Linked DNA regions of Mus musculus: region 2 is linked to region 1. Evidence: chromatin loops called from intact Hi-C (ENCODE). Cell type or tissue: heart. All regions are shown on one strand.

The links. A loop is a pair of places that touch in the nucleus more often than their neighbours do. Peaks named below come from ENCODE experiments on the same cell type or tissue, not always from the same donor. Only the 100,000 strongest peaks of a DNase experiment are listed, where the experiment ranks them.
Region 2: a loop joins it to region 1, with 2.7 times the contacts of the local background. A loop is called at or near these places in 1 of 42 quality-filtered maps.

The regions. Positions count from the first base shown.
Region 1 is chr4:148,447,612-148,455,611 of GRCm38, reverse strand. Mtor (mechanistic target of rapamycin kinase) reads right to left here and starts at 7,030. Exons shown (of 58, transcript NM_020009.2): 1 at 6,925-7,030; 2 at 3,180-3,355; 3 at 2,482-2,590; 4 at 1,622-1,854; 5 at 860-1,060. The coding sequence starts at 3,341. In heart, no CTCF peak of the experiment used is centred here; a DNase peak (open chromatin) is centred at 7,141; H3K4me3 peaks cover 2,111 bases; H3K27ac peaks cover 1,838 bases.
Region 2 is chr4:148,587,058-148,595,057 of GRCm38, reverse strand. It overlaps Srm (spermidine synthase), which reads right to left and starts at 3,545. Exons shown (of 7, transcript NM_009272.4): 1 at 3,272-3,545; 2 at 2,894-3,014; 3 at 2,484-2,576; 4 at 1,617-1,770; 5 at 1,061-1,290; 6 at 853-975; 7 at 439-771. The coding sequence starts at 3,438. The coding sequence ends at 751. It also overlaps a transcript of Masp2 not described here. In heart, CTCF peaks have their summits at 3,758 and 4,617 (motif pointing left); DNase peaks (open chromatin) are centred at 600, 2,657, 3,657 and 5,315; H3K4me3 peaks cover 3,026 bases; H3K27ac peaks cover 2,150 bases.

The DNA of each region.
Region 1 (8,000 bases):
AACCAGGTTTACTGAGTCAGCAATCCCCAGACTCCTGTCTTTGGACAACTGCTGGCTGATGAGAAGGTAATGATAAATATCAGCTCTCACTCGGGTTGTGTTTGAAACAGTGTTTCATCAGGTAGTCCAGATTGACTCAGCATTCTTTCATTTGTTTGTTCGTATGCTTGATTACAGAACTTAATCTTGGTTGTAATATTTTGAAGTGATGATGATGTGGGCACTGCTAGCCAAAACTGCAATTATCAAACATAATTTGCTTTTGTTTTAGATACAGGGTCTCACTATGTGTACCCAGATGGCCTTCACCTCAGAGACCTAACTGTCTGATTCCCAAGTGCTGGGATTAAATGTATCAGCCACTACTTATGGCCAATTATCAATCTTTAAAAGACATGGTTCAGGGGCTGGGCATGTAGTTCAGTTGGCATGTTTACCTAACACGCACAAAGCTCTGGGTTCAAGACCCAGCAGGGCATAGAACTGGACATGGTGGTATGTTCCTATAATCTCAGCACTAAGGAGATAGAGACAGAAGAATCTCAAATTCATGATCCTGCCCAAATTCTTATCTTCTTGCTACAGCCTCCCAAATGCTGGGATTATAGGGGTGTCCCACCATAGTCAGAGGCCTCTAATTATAGTCTAATTGATACATTTTTATTGATAGAGATGCATAAAATAATAGTGTGACTACCACTACATCTGTCCTAAGAAAACACAATATAGTAACAACAGAATCACAGTGAGCAGGAGAGAGCCGTGCCAAGCTCAAACAGATGTAAGGCCTGCTCTATGGCCAGCTGCAGCTCTCCAGGCCAAAGTGCTTCGCTAGTGGCTGCGTGGACCCATCTCTCACCCGGTACCACTGAGGCTTCTGCATTTCCTTTGGTTCCCGCTGCGTGGTGAGAATCAGACAGGCACGAAGGGCCGCTACAGCGCCTTCCCGGATGGCCTGCTTGGGGTCCCACACAGCCACAAAAATGTTGTCAAAGAAGGGCTGAACTTGCTGGAAGAAGAAGGTGGGGACACTGATGGCCAGCTCACGGAGAACGAGGACCTGGGAGAGAAGGACAAACACAACTCTTACTCCTACAAGGACTTGCTCTCTCGGGACACACCCCTGTCATCCTTGAGCATCTCCCACAAGGAAAAGCGAAGCCTGGCCCCAGGAGAGGCGAAGGATGACCGAGCAAGCACCCCAGGCTCAGTGAGCGCCTGTGGACAAGCACAGATGCTGGCGCCTACGGTGTTGTTGTTCAACACCGAGACAACAGGCCGAGAACCATGCCTGCCATCCAGGACAGTCAATAAACAGTTACTGGATGAAAACATGATGTTCAATTTTGTTACTACTTTCGTTTTAGAGAACGCTAGTGTCTTTAGTTAAGGCAGCCACGCTACAAAGTTGTGACTGACAAAGCCATCAGCCAGGGTTGATGCTTGTGCTTGCTCCTTCCTTGAAACCAAGCTGGGAACGCCGCCATCCTGAGGCACCCCTGCTTGCCTCCACCTCACAGCCTGGAATCCTTTTCCCAGGACAAGCTGCGGAAGGGAGCAACACACACAACGGGGCTCCTCTGCCCCCAGCCCTGGCAGGGCTCAGTCCCTGGGAACTCACAGCGGCATGTCTCCGGCCCTCATTTCGGTCAGCACCCAGCCACTCCAAGGCTCGCTTCACTTCAAACTCCACATATTCAGCAGTGAAAGTGTCCCCTGCCATCGCCAGGCGGCCAATGGCCTTGGACGCCATTTCCATGACAACTGGATCGCTTGAGGGGAGGAGGTTTCGAAGGTAGTTGGCAAATCTGCCAATTCTGGTGGAATTCCCACCTTCCACTCCTATGAGGCTGGCTAGAAAAGAAAGCAAAGATGACCATGTGGGTGGTGTGTTCTGGAATGCATATGCTGAACCCTGGGAGAGACCTTACTCCGCTCTCAGTATATTTCTATATGGAAGACAGCAGTTTTTCATTTGAACCAGCAGTTTGGATTTTTGTTCTGGAACTATGTACGTAAATCAAAATGACCTCATCTTAACACATCTGTGTATCTCATTCTTAAGACTGAGTGACAATTCACAGTACTTGTGGCCAGCTCTTGGGCAAATAGCACGCATTTCTACTTGTGTATCTATGAGCCCCACTGTGCCAAATCCTGCTCTACTGTGGTCAGACCCACCAGGGCCACCTAGGGCAGAAGAATGAAAAGCTGGCTTTTAGTCTCACCCTTGGCAAACTGGCCACAGAAGTCACCAGTTCTGAGACTCAGCTGTCAGTGAGTTTTGCCCGAGTCCCAGGACTTTTGCTAGAATTAGCACTCGTCTATGTGCAGCCTGTCTACGGGTGCCTTAAAATTCTTTTAAACTACAGATGAAGTAGATACCACTACTCCTTTAGCAAGTGCAGACAGAGTACAGTGAGCACCAAGTTGAGTTGTCCAGTGTCCCTAACAGTTGTTGCTACCAGAGGCTGTCCTTACCGATGGCCAAGATGCCACCCTTCCTCTCATTGGCATCTGAGCTGGAAACCAGTTCAAAAATGTGATGGTTCAGCTGGTCATAGAAGCGAGTAGACTCCTCCTGACTCATCTGCAAGGAAGATGTGCACAGAACAGATTTGTGTATTTGCACCACTGGTAAGGCAGTAGCGAGCTGGCAACTTGAGATTCAGATGGAGAGGTGGCAGGCACAGTTCAAACCAAAGACAAGGCTCATGCCCATTTCCACAGCTTTAAAGCGAAGAGCAACTGATCACATGACTCCTGTTTATTTAACAACTGCTTACTGATTCTCTACGATAGCAGAGATCAGCTTGTCTTAAAATCGTGATAATACCAGTGGGACACAGGTGAGTAGGTTAGTGTCTCTGCCCTCAACTGTGGTCTGTTTGGAAAGTTTGAGACTATCAGCTCTTCAGAGCCATCCCAACCACTGTCAGAGACAGAGAACCAAGGGGCTGGTGGTAAGAAAAAACACCATACAAAATAAACAGCTGACTTGAGACCATAAACACAAGCGATATTACAGAAATGTGCAATCTCTGCAAAGGAACCCACACGCTTCACAGACATGAAAACTAGTGTCCTCTCAAATACTGAGCTACAGTGGCAATCTAAACCAGGGGCGGCACAGCAGGCACGGTACCCACAGGCCTGGCCCCAGAGCGCCAGAGACCAACCTCTCGAAGCTCCATGGTGACGTAGTGCTGGAGCTCCTTGGCTGCTTTGGCCCTGGTCTCCTCATTCCGGCTCTTCAGTCCACTGGCGAACTGCTGCAGGACGCTCACGTTGCTAGATGTGGCGGCACTGGCGGTGGCCACGGCAGGACCCGTCCCAAGCATCTTGCCCTGAGGTTCTTTGGGGAAGAACATCTTTCAATATTGTTACAGGATATTTGAACCTGTTTCTAGTTATGGTGTAGCTCGACCCTCGGTACACACCTTTAATCCCTCTGGCTCGAATACAGACATGCCCTTAGTATACACGTTTAACCCTAAACAATAAAGGTTAAGTTAGTGTGTAGAAGGAAGCACCCATGTTTGAAAGTGATGTCTAATTGAGAGGCAGATAAAGTAACAAATCAGACAAAGATTTGAAAGAATAGGATATGGCCAACTCTCATGAGAAGAGAGGGGAAAGGGAAGCTACTTTAAGGAGAGTGTACAGGAGGGAGACAGTACAGTGAGGGGGTACAGTAGAGTTCATGGAGACAGTATAGTGAGAGGGAGAGTAGAGCAGCTGAGAGGGAGAAGAAGGCAGTTTTACTGGGAGTTTCACAGAGACAGACTGAAGAGAAAACAAGCTAGACACAGGAAAAGACAGCATGAGAAAAAGAATAGGAGGGAGGCGAAGATTAGAAAAGATTGCTAGAGTTAGTCTGAGGCCAGGCAGAGCAATTCAGGGGAGGCTGAGAGGAACCAGACTGAATCAATCAGCTGAGGGGTGAGCTTCAGCCAGAACAGCTGACTTGAGCCAGCCAACTAGAGATCAGAAAGAGCTAGAAAGGGTGAACTTATTCGGCAGCAAGTCTCAAGAGGCTGAAAACATTCTAGGCCTGGACTATATTGTATGGAGGGTAGAAGCTCCCAGGACTAGACCTAGGTTAGCAGATGGAGGTAGTAAGCCTCACAGACAATCAATACAGGTGAATAAAAGTTATTTTCACACATTTTTTTTTCAAATTAAAACATTTTAAACTTACATTTATTTATGTACACACACACATACACACACATACCACAGCATATGTGAGGTGAGAGGACAACTTGCAGGAGTTGTCTCTTTATGTGGATCCCAGAGATAAAACTCAGGCTGTCAACCCTGGCAGCAAGCACCTTTGTCTACTTAGCCATTTTGCTGGCCCCTTTAAAAATCTTTTTCTTTCATTTTTTTCAGCCAGTCTTCTATTCATAGCATGACCCTGAACTCACGCCACAGTTGACGGCCTGGAACCACCAAGCTAGGAGTCGAAGGGTGCTGAGATTCCAAGCTGGGCTCTGCATGCTGCAAGCATTCTACCGAGACGGAACACCGTCCCCAGCCCCATCCTTCAATACTCTATAAACTCTGTTAGTAAATTCCTCTGTGGCCTTCCTAACACGGATTTCCACTCATTTATGCCAGGCTTGGGACTCCAGAGACTACCTGGGCTTAAATCCTGAGGCAAAGTCACCTTCCTTAAGGGGGACACTTAAGACTCCTCAATTTCCATGGCACCTCAGTAGAAGAGCCTAACTCGTGGGATAAGGTGAGGATTTACACATTTAAAAGTGTTTCTGGGAGTGCAACACACAGCTCTTCTTCGCTTTTATAACTATTGTAGATGTGGTCTAAAGTCAGGAGTAGGGCAGAAGAGAGAGAACTAAAACTAAGGTTTCTCCTTTCCTCAGACTGTCATTTGCAGGAGTGTATGGAGTCTACAGCAGTCTGGCCCAACAGAAATATAATACAAGTCACGTGAGTCATTTTATGTTATTTTATTTTATTTATGCATGACTATCTGAGTGTATGCCACATATGTGCAGAAGCCTGCAAAGGTCAGAAGAGGACATTGGAGTCCCTGGAGCAGGAGTTGCAGGCAGTTGAGAGTGGCCTGACAACTGGGGTCCACTGGATGAACAACAAGTGCTCTTAGGTGCTGAGATATTGCCAGCCCTCCATGTAATTTTAAATGAAACAGGTGAAACTCACAGGGCGTACTCGATCCAATAATTCAAAAACTCATTTTGAGACCGAGTTTCCAAAATCTCGCATTCAACTATCCCGATCTGGATCGGTCATACCTCAGCAGCTACATGTGGCTACAGGCTGTTGTATGGATGGCATAGTGCAGCTGTGCAGGGTACTAGCATGGCTAGCTCGTCTCATCCATGGATTCTGAACCTGGAGAGTCTACCAAGGATGGACAGAATATCCTAGGGTGTGGGTGGGAGGGATGCCTCAGTGGGAAAGGGAGCTTGCTGCTAAATCTGATGACTGAGTTCGATCTCTGGGACCAACAAGGTAAAGGAGAGAACTCCTATAATTTGTCCTGACATCAACGTGCACACCACTGCATGCACGGCACCTCCCACCCCCCATCAATAAATAGTGCTCTTGTCATTATTTGCTACATGGTAGAGTATAACAACCATTCATAGTGTATGGTACAGTATAACAACCATTCATAGTGTATGGTACAGTATAACAACCATTCATAGTGTATGGTACAGTATAACAACCATTCATAGTGTTTGAAGGTAAAAGCAAGGGAGGTGTGATTTAAAGCATACAAAAGGTTATATACAAGTACTGCACCATTTCATAGGACGAACAGGCATTCACTGGGTTGGGAAGGCAGTTCTAGAAACAAATACATACATACACACACACACACCATAGGAAATAGCAACACACTCAAATGGTGAGCTCAACACTATCACTCATTTTTCAACTATGTGATGTTTGTTCCCTCAATAAGTTTACCATCCAGGGGACCCCAATAAAGTGGCCATTAAAAAGGGGCTAGCCCACTATGCCATGGCAGTAACTAACATATACACCTATCCTGCCAGAGTATACTAAAAAACAAAAACAATTCCCGAAGCACTCTGGCTTTGAAAGAATCTGTGAGACACAGCCTAACATGCACAGAACCCCTTGTTCAATCCCCACCACCTCATAACCAAGGCACGATGCCACACATCTTTAAGCCCAGCACTGAGGGAGAGGCAAGAAATTCAAGGTCATGCCGGGGTTAGGGATAAACACAAAACATAAGGAGTAAAATAGTCTTGAAAGGCTTTCAAACGCTACACTACAGGGGGAATAAAATACTATAAAAGGAACTGGGCCGTTTTAGAGCGGAAGAAACCACTACTGAGCGTGTAAGCACACGAGGCAGCGGGAAGGAGACCGACTTGGACTTTCTATTCTCATCACGTCAGTAATTAGACAGTCACTTGAAGGTTTACCCACAAGCCAGCTGCCCCAGGCTGGATTCAAAGTAACTATTTGAGTCACAAATCCCAAAGGTTGTGAGAATGCCTTAGGGGAATTCGAGTTGAAAGGTTGAAACGTGAAGGGAGGGCGTGACCCTGAGGCTGACCCTGCGTGGGCGCGGAGGTCTGGGTTCCTGGCAGGTCTCCATGGTGAAGTGTAGGGGGCAGATCCCGAAACTGGAGCTCCTGGGGACAGGCTCCACCGTCAGTAGGTGGGTCTGGAGTTCCAGGTCCTGAGCCCGAGAAGGAGACCTAAATGCTCCACGGAAGGCCCGGAGCAGATCCGCCAGCCTGCGGGGGTCTCCCCGAGGGCGCGGAGCTGGTGCTGGGGCGCTGTACGGTTCAGACAGGCGGCTTCCCGGGCCTCCCCCAGCACGGCCCACACTGGCTGGGAGTCTGGCCGTCCCGCCAGCCGCAAGCGCCCGACTCCAGGCCCCAGACTCACCGCGCGGCTTCGGCCACCGCCTCAGCTGCCGCCGCCGGAGCCGGTACCGCCGCTTCAGGCCCCCAGCCTCAACACCCGCCTTCCCCGCTGTCTTCTAGGCCAGGGAGGTGGGGAGGGCGGGCTCGTAAGCGCTACAACCAATCAGCGGGCCGAGCTCGAAGATGGGGAGGAACATCCACCAATAATCATGAAGAATTGGAGCTTCGGGACCGGCTTCTCGAGGGCGGGGATTGTTCAAATAGACAAAACGAGCAACCAGTGGCAAGCAAAAGGAGGCGAAGGACTATTCCGAAGAGCCAATCAGTCGTGAGTTGACTTCGGTCACTTCCACGAACACTTCCGGTACGTCGCTACTACAAGTCCCCTCCACACACGCTGTGACCGTGTGGAGCCACGGTTTGGTACCCTAAGGACCTGTTGAAAGAACTGGGGCAGAGGTTAGGGATCGTGCTCGGGATGCTGAGAAGGGGCCGAGTGTCCGACGCTCTCGAATCACTGCAGAAGACATATCTTGGAAATCGGTTCACTGAGGAACTCTTGCTTTCTCGTTTGTAAAACTGAATATGCATTTGCAAGGGTTTTTTTGTTTTTGTTTTTGTTTTTTTTTATTCTCACTGTCCCCAAATTGCCTTACTTGTGAGCTCATTCTCAGGATAAGATGATCACCGAACTACTTTAAATACAAGATTTTAAAGAAAAATCCTTAAAAATTTTTTTTTATTTTTCAAACGGGCAATAGCCGGAGCTAGGGATGTAAACCAGTCGATAAGAGTGTTTGCCCACCCCGGCGTGGTGGTGCACGCCTTTAATCCCAGCACTTGGGAGGTAGAGGCAGGTGGATTTCTGAGTTCGAGGCCAGCCTAGTCTACAGAGTGAGTTCCAGGACAGCCAGGACTACACAGAGAAACCCTGTCTCGAAAAACCAAAAATAAAGAGTGTTTGCCCGATAGGCATGAAAGTCGTGGGTTCAATTCCCAGCACTGTGTAAAGTGCATGCCTGTCTTCCCAGAACTCTGGTGGTGGAGGTTTAGAGGGTCAGAAATTCAAGGTTGAACTAGGGAGATTTCTCAGTGTTT
Region 2 (8,000 bases), 140 kb before region 1:
TGGCGAGGGCAGGAAAGGGTTGGTGACTCCTGCTCTAGCGAGCCTTACATGCAATTGTGGGGAGAGCAGACACGAAGACCCGTAACTCGCTCCTCTCCAGAAACCGGAGCCTTGGTTCCAGCAAGAGGCTGCGATGCAGTGGAGGGTCAGGTTCAGCACCTCGGAGAGAGGCCAGGCCCATGCAGGTAACTTTGGAAACCTGGGAAGGATTTGAACTCAGGTTTATATCCACAGCAGAAGCAATGCCTCACTGAGAAAGTATGATGCACCCTGCTTCAATCCATAAGCTAGGAACACTCTTGCCCGTGGGCAGTTGAAAAGCTATAGCTTCAGGCTGCCCTACCTGGACCCTTACACTGGGCCCTAGAGCAGGCTCCCTAGAGCTCACAGAACACCCAACATCCGGCAGTACCACTGGTAGGAACAAAAATGAAAAGGTCAGAGGTCATGACTGAGCTTGTTATAAATACACATGTATTTTGTTGGGTCACAGGGCATAGGCGGTGCTGTACAGAGCTGGTATAGGCGTGGGGCTGAACGCCACAGAGATAGACAGACAGAGACTGAGTCCACCCAGCAGGGCAGGCCAGGCCAGGCCAGGCCAGGCAGCATCGTGGGGCCTGTAACACTTGGTTGGTGGGCAAGAGTCATCTGGGAGTCTGGTCCAGGACTGGTGGTCCCCAGACAACTTGGAAGATCCTTGGTCCAATCCGATTGAGGTCTCGGGTGGTGTCACAGTGGCACCTGGATTCAGCTTATGTCATTGAGGGCCTGGTGGGACATGAAGGCAGTCAGGAGGATGTGCAAGCTGTGCAGGATGAGGCCCAGCAGGGAGCCTGGCAGGCCACTCACCTTCCGGGTGAACTCGGGCAGTACGAAGGCGGCACGGTGCATGTCCGAGTTATAGTATTTCAGCTGCATCTGCTCCACCTGGGCCTGTGTCAACTGCTGCACTGGCTCCCGGAAGTTGGTGCTCTGGGAACCAGGGACAAAGAGCATCAAGATGGGGCTCTTAGTGCCTGCCCTCGCCCCACCCTGCAGGCAGTCACCCCCAGCTCACCGGGTTTTTGCTACACAGCATGAAGCCGATCTGGCCGCTGGGATAGGTAGGAATGCTACAGTAGGCGTAGTCCACCACGGGGAAGAGAGATTTGCAGAAGTGCCTCATCTCCTTGATGAGGTCCAGGTGCAGCCACTGGCACTCACCCTGGCAGCACAGGATGCCATCTTCTTTGAGTGCTGTCTTCATGAGCTGGTAATAGGACTCCTTGAAGAGGCTCTCAGCAGGGCCTAGAGGGGTAGAGCATGGCCATCCTGCCTGAGACCTCCAGGCCACAGTCACCCACAGCAGCTCAGTGGCAAAGCAGGTGCTGGACCCATGTTTGTGGGATGTGGCCCCCTACTGCCTTAGCACCTGGGAGGCCCTGCATTCAAACCCTCCCCCACTGCACCATAGCACACCCGGATGCTGGCCAACAAGCACAGGGAAGAAGCCAAAGAGGAAGCAGAGGTCACTATGGACCAAGGCTAGACCCCCACCGTCCTCAGGCCTCCATCATCACATGGCTCTAGTCTGGGGCTGCTGTGTGCTGCAGGACGCGCGTGCCCTGGCTCACCCATGGGGTCTGAGGAGTCGGTGATGATGACGTCAAAGGCATCTTGGTTCTGTTTCATGAACTCAAAGCCATCGCCCACGTGGAGAGTCAGCTTTGAGCTGGAGAAGCCAACGGCCATGCCAGGCAGGAACTTCTTAGAGACTTCAATGACATCCTGAAGAGGGGGGAGAGGAAGGGCTGGGCTGGACTAGAGGCTGGGGACTCCTGGTGGGGTTTCTTTGGACAAGTCTTCTCTTTTGAAAACCCTTTCCCCCAGATCTACACCACCTCAGCTCTTCATGGTTTTCAGGCCTCAACTCCCTGCAGACCAAGTCCCATCTGAGCTTCTGCATTTTTGAGAGATGGTCTCAGATAACTCACGCTGGCCTCAAACTCTTGATCGTCCTGCTTCTACCCAAGTGCTGGGGCTGTAAGCATGCGTGGCTGCACACTTCCTATCAGCCTGTGTTCTCCATATCTTTTATCCCTGTCTGGCCTCATCATGTCATGCTGTGTTATGGTGTCTTCTCCAACCCAAACACCAGCTCTACACTCAGGGGCTCACCTGTCCATGGCCGTATCAACCCAGCACCTTGGGTAACACTCAGCATACAGTAAGTGCTCACTAAAACCATGCTGGGTCTCAAGGGGAGATGCCATAAGTTGTTGAGCTCTCTGGCTCTGCCTGGGCTCTGAAAGCACTAAGAGTTAACATCCATGGTGTGGTGTGTGCCAGGCCTTAACAATCTGGTTTTCCTACTGAACCCTCTTTTCAGACTGAGGAAACAGGGCAGGGATGGTAAGAACATTGCGCCTCGGGGTGCAGAGTCAGGATGGGACAGAGCTGACTCTGGTGACTCAAATCCAGGCCTCCTGGACTGCACCCACCTCATCAATCTCGCACTGGACCACCGACTCCACAGAGGGGTGCTTCACCACTTCCCGTAGGACGCCCCCATCTCCACCCCCGATGATCAGCACCTGGGCCAGGGAAGGACAAGTCAGGACTGAGCAGGCCCACTCCCACAGAACCTGATCTTCCCAGCTACAGGACTCTGAGTCATTCTCTACTCTCCAGAACGCTTCTGTGCCACGGGGTCCTTCCTGGCAGCCTGGGTTCCCCTCTCGGGGCTTCTAAGGAGACCAGCTCTCCCAGGAGCTCTATTCATCCTGACCGACCCGCATTTTCTGACAGTCATCTGGGTAGCATCTGCCCCCAAACATCCTCACCTAGTGTCAGCCCGACATGCTTTTCTAGGACCCCGAGCTCAGGGCTGAACCCAGGGGCAATGCGGTACCTTCCGCGGGTTGGGGTGGCTGCAGAGCGGCAGGTTGGCGATCATCTCCTGGTAGGAGAACTCATCCCTCTCAGTACACTGGATGACGCCATCCAGAACCAGCACGTTGCCGTAGGTTTTACTGCGGGCAGAGACAGTCGGGGACGTGGGTCCTGGGACACTGGGAGGTTAGGTCCCTGTCCTCCCTGGGCGTGCACGTGGCCGCCATGGGGTCCAGGGGTGGGCATTCGGGGTGACACGTGGCAGGCGAGCCACGTGTGGGGGCTGGGTGGGTCCCGGGGTCCCCTCGGCTGACGTGTCCCGATAGTGACACGTGGACGCAGGGCCGGGCCCAGCGCAGAACTTCTGACAGCTGCACCGGCGCGCGGCGGGCCATACCTGCGGAAGACGAGGATGTCTTGGTACCGCGATCGCCGGTGGTGAAGCAGCTGCTCCACTTGCAGCGACAGGGCCTGGCCGGGCCACAGGCTGCAGGTCTCTCGGAACCAGCCCTCACGGATGGCGGCGGGGCCGGGCGCGGCTGGGCCGTCGGGGCCAGGCTCCATGGCGGGCGGGCGGGCCGACGGAGCGCGTAGCGGGTTCGGGACTGCAGGGCGCGCGGACCCCCCCCAGCACAACGTGACCAGCTCTGCCCGCTGCCCGCGCCGCAACCTAACCCGCTCGGGGGCGGGGCCTACGGAGGGGCGGGACCCCGGCTCTCCAATGGCGGCGTGGGCCGGCCCGCAGCTTCACCAGGAGTTCATTGGCTCCCCGGGCTGCAACTAGCAGTGATTGGTTGGGCCGTGCTGTCTGTCAGCCGCAGCAGGGTAGTGCGGCCGGCTGCCGGGCCACGTGGGGAGAGGCCCTGGCGGCGGGAGGGTTCCGGGGCGGGCCGCGCCGGCGCAGCGGTTCGAGGGCTGGGGCCCATCCTTGGACCCCCGTAGGGTTTGAGCAGATCGTGTCTAGTCTGGGCGCACATGGGACTTTTATTTACTTGCGAGGATTGTCGCGCCATTTGGCTACTTTGCTCCGGATTGTCAGCCAGGAGCGGGTGGCTGCAGAATAAGAATGGAGCTCTTTCTAAATTTACCAGCTGAGGCCCCGCACATGCATATTCAAAACCAAAAAAGACTGGCGCGGCTTTTTTTTTCTTTTTACAAACTGGGTCTTGCTCCTTGAAGGGTGGGAGGGAACGTGGCTGTTTTTATGAAAATGTCAAGGAACTTATCAGAATCACATTAAGCATGCTAATTACCGAATATTAAATGCTAATTGCTCCATACACAGTTTGAATGCCAAAGAAGGAAGACGAACCACGAATAAGCTATTCCTGACACGGTGTCAGGGACGGTTTCTGACTGATACTCAGCAGCCTCCACCTGGAGTGGGAGCATGTCCCCTTGTCATAACGCACAGCTGAAGGGCATGAGCTGTTGCTTGGAGCCCTGTCCCTGCCTTGGCTGACTTCAAGCTCGCAAACGGAGGGAGGGAGGGAGGTCTACAAAGTTGCTACCAGGGCATCCAGGGTCACAATGGCTCAGATGGAGATTCGTGTCCAGTTTTACGAACTTGACGGGGACAGCATGTGTTGTGTACATAAAAAGATAAAGAGGGGGGCTGGAGAGATGGCTCAGCAGTTAAGAGCACTGAGTGCTCTTCCAAAGGTCCTGAGTTCAAATCCCAGCAACCACATGGTGGCTTACAACCATCCGTAATGAGATCTGATGCCCTCTTCTGGTGTGTCTGAAGACAGCTGCAGTGTACTTACATTTAATAATAAATAAATCTAAAAAAAAAATTTTTTTTTTTTAAAAAGAAGCCGGGAGTGGTGGCGCACGCCTTTAATCCCAGCACTCGGGAGGCAGAGGCAGGCGGATTTCTGAGTTCGAGGCCAGCCTGGTCTACAAAGTGAGTGCCAGGACAGCCAGGGCTACACAGAGAAACCCTGTCTCGAAAAACCAAAAAAAAAAAAAAAAAAAAAAAAAAAAGATAAAGAGGTATAAGAATATGTTTTATGGGGGTGTGGTGAGGGATGGGGGAAGAGGGTGCTTCAGCGGGCCCATGCCAAGGCATCCCTTCCCCCTGAGGGACCAGCTACAAGGTATAGTATAGAACAGTTTAGGGCATGGGGAGGGGAGTTAAGAGGGTAGTAGAAGCAGAGAGAGGGAGAGAGTAGAGAAATAGAGGCCAACGTGGAAAAAGGGGAGGGGGCAGAGGGAATGCAGAGATGCAGAGAGAGGAAAGAATAAGAGAGAAGAGGGCGGGGGGGGGGGGGCGGAAAGCAGCCCTTTTTATAGTGGGCCAGGCCTAACTGTGGGGAGGAGCATACCTGGCTGTTACCAGGTAACTATGGGGGCGGAGTCCAAACAGAATACCAACATTGTGGACTCAAGACTATCTACTGAGCAGCCTCCGTACTTACCAACCAGCACAGTTCTGCCTCTGGGCTATGGATGGCTGTTTATTTGCCAGAGGCCCCGAGCCAGAACGCAGCTTGCCAGAAGGCTAGGGATGCTTCCTGGAGATGGCAGCCCCTGAGGGCGGGCTGAGTTGAATCCATTACATTCCTCCCCTAGGAAGTAAGAGAGGGAGCAAAGTTGTTCCGGAATGTGCCCTCTAGGAAGACTGAATTGACCACACCTGTCAGATTTAGGAAGATTCCGATACTGGAAAAACGGCAAGTAAAGCCAGGCATGGTGGTCCATACCTCTAATTCTAGCACTTAATGAGGCAGAGGCATGTTTGGATCTCTGTAAGTTCAAGGTCAGCCTGGTCTACATAGTGAGTTCAGAACGATACACAATGCAACCCTCTCTACAAAACAAAACAACAACAAAACCAAAAAACTAAAAAGCCAACCAACCCCCAAATCCAAACAAAAAACTAAAGCAAGCGAACCAAAAACTAGGAATGCAAACTCCCCAAACGGTTTTGTCTTAAACAAAACTAAATGAAGCCATGTAAGCAGAAATCTTCCAGAGTGCCCAGTGGCCCAAAGTGCCAGCCAGCTGGGGACCTGGACGAAGGCCTGCGGTTTTGCCTTTAGTCTCACTAACCAGTCCACGGAAAACCACAGTGATATAGACACTCAGAAGCCAGGCAGAAAACTGATTTGTCTCTGAAGTCAGGAGTGCTGATGTGCACAAGGGAAGGAAGGCTGGGACAGTGACAAGCTGAGCCTGTCAGTGAACGGTGGCTGCTGGCCAAGGGGCTGCCACACGGTGGCTGTCACTGTACAGACCGGCCAGGCAGTCAACACTGGAGAGTCTTCTCTTTTTTTAAATGTGCACTGGTGTTCTGCCCGCATGTGTGAGGGTAGTCAGATACCTTAGAACAGGAGTTACAGACCGGTGCGAGCTGCCATGTAGGTGCTGGGAACTGAACCCAGATCCTCTGGAAGAAAAACCTGCCCTCTTAACTGCTAAGCCATCTCTCCAGTCTTAGCCTTTTTTTTTTAAAGAACTCAGCTGGGCTGTGGTGGCACACACCTTTAATTCCAGCACGTGGGAGGCAGAGGCAGGGGGATTTCTAAGTTTGAGGCCAGCTTGGCCTACAGAGTGAGTTCCAAGACAGCCAGGGTTATACAGAGAAACCCTGTCTCGAAAAAAACAAACAAACAAACAAAAAAAGAACTCAAAAGACCTGCCAGCTTCTTCCTCCTAAATGCTAGGTAAGGTTAAAGGCGTGTGTCAGGAAACAGCTGTGGCTGAATGGGAGCATATTTGACAATTATGCCAATTTTCTTTTTCTTTTTTTTTTTTAAAGATTTATTTATTTAATGTAAGTACACTGTAGCTGTCTTCAGACACTCCAGAAGAGGGCGTCAGATCTTGTTACAGATGGTTGTGAGCCACCATGTGGTTGCTGGGATCCGAACTTCAGACCTTCGGAAGAGCAGTCGGGTGCTCTTACCCACTGAGCCATCTCACCAGCCCTATGCCAATTTTCATATGGCACATTAAAACGCTTCTGGCAAGCTGCTTGAGGTGTCCCTGTGAGCATAGGGTCCTTACAGCACTCTCCTGACCACAGACCCCCACAGGCCACTAGGTCTCTCTTCTCCAGCACACCAGCGTTTATACCTACTGTCATCCTCCAGTTGGGTCCTCCTCGGTCTGATCAAGTGATTACCCTGACCCTCAGGCCCAGTGGCCTGAGCTACAGCTGTCTCTGAGCTGCTCAGGTGTCCCTCCCTCCCCGTGCCTGCCTTTTCTGAGAAAGGAAAAATTAAAAACGTTACTGTCAGAATGGTTAGCTCTATCGTTGACATGGCTGAAGCTATCTGGTGAGCAGGAACCTCAAATGAGAGCACACCTCTACCAGATTGGCCTGTGGAGCATTTCCTTAACTGCCAAGGGTGAGTGCAGCCCTCTGGGTGTGGTCCCACCCCTGGGCAGGTGGTAAAAGAGGCTGAACAAGCGATGGGGAGCAAACCAAACCCGTGAGCGCGTTCCTCTATGGCCTCTGCTTCAGTTCCTGCCCTGGCTTCTCTTAGCAATGGACTGGGATTGAGATGTACAGAAGCCAAATAAACCCTTTCCTCCCCAGCTCGCTTTTGCTCACTGTGTTTATCACAGTAATAAAAAGCAAACCAAAACCTTACAGTCTTTGTTTCCCACTTCCACAAGTAAATGTGACTCGTGGGAAATTGGTGGGATAAGGAATGAGGAGTCGATTCATCAGGGTTTCCCTGTGTAGACCAGGTTCGCCCTACAACTCACGGTCTTCCTGCCTCCTCCTCCTGAGGGCTAAGATTACATCCATCTGATCTGGCTTCTTCCTCCCTTCCACTTCTGAGCACTGCCCAGTGGCCACTTCTTGAGTTCTCCGCTCCCTCAGCCACTCTCAATGAAAGCTAACTGCTTACCTTTGTAATCTCCACCCAACCAAGCTTTTTGATTTGTCTGTTTACTTATTTAGAGACAGGGTTCCTCTGTGTAGCCCTTGCTGCCCTGGAACTCTGTAGATCAGGCTGGTCTTGAGATCTGTTTGCCTCTGCCTCTGGAGTGCCTGTATTAAAGGTGTGTGTCACCATCTCCTCTCTCTCTTTCTCTCTCTCTCTCCCTCTCTCCCTTCCTCCCTCTCTCTTTCTCTCTTCCTGTCTTCCTTTCTTTGAAATGGTTTCTTT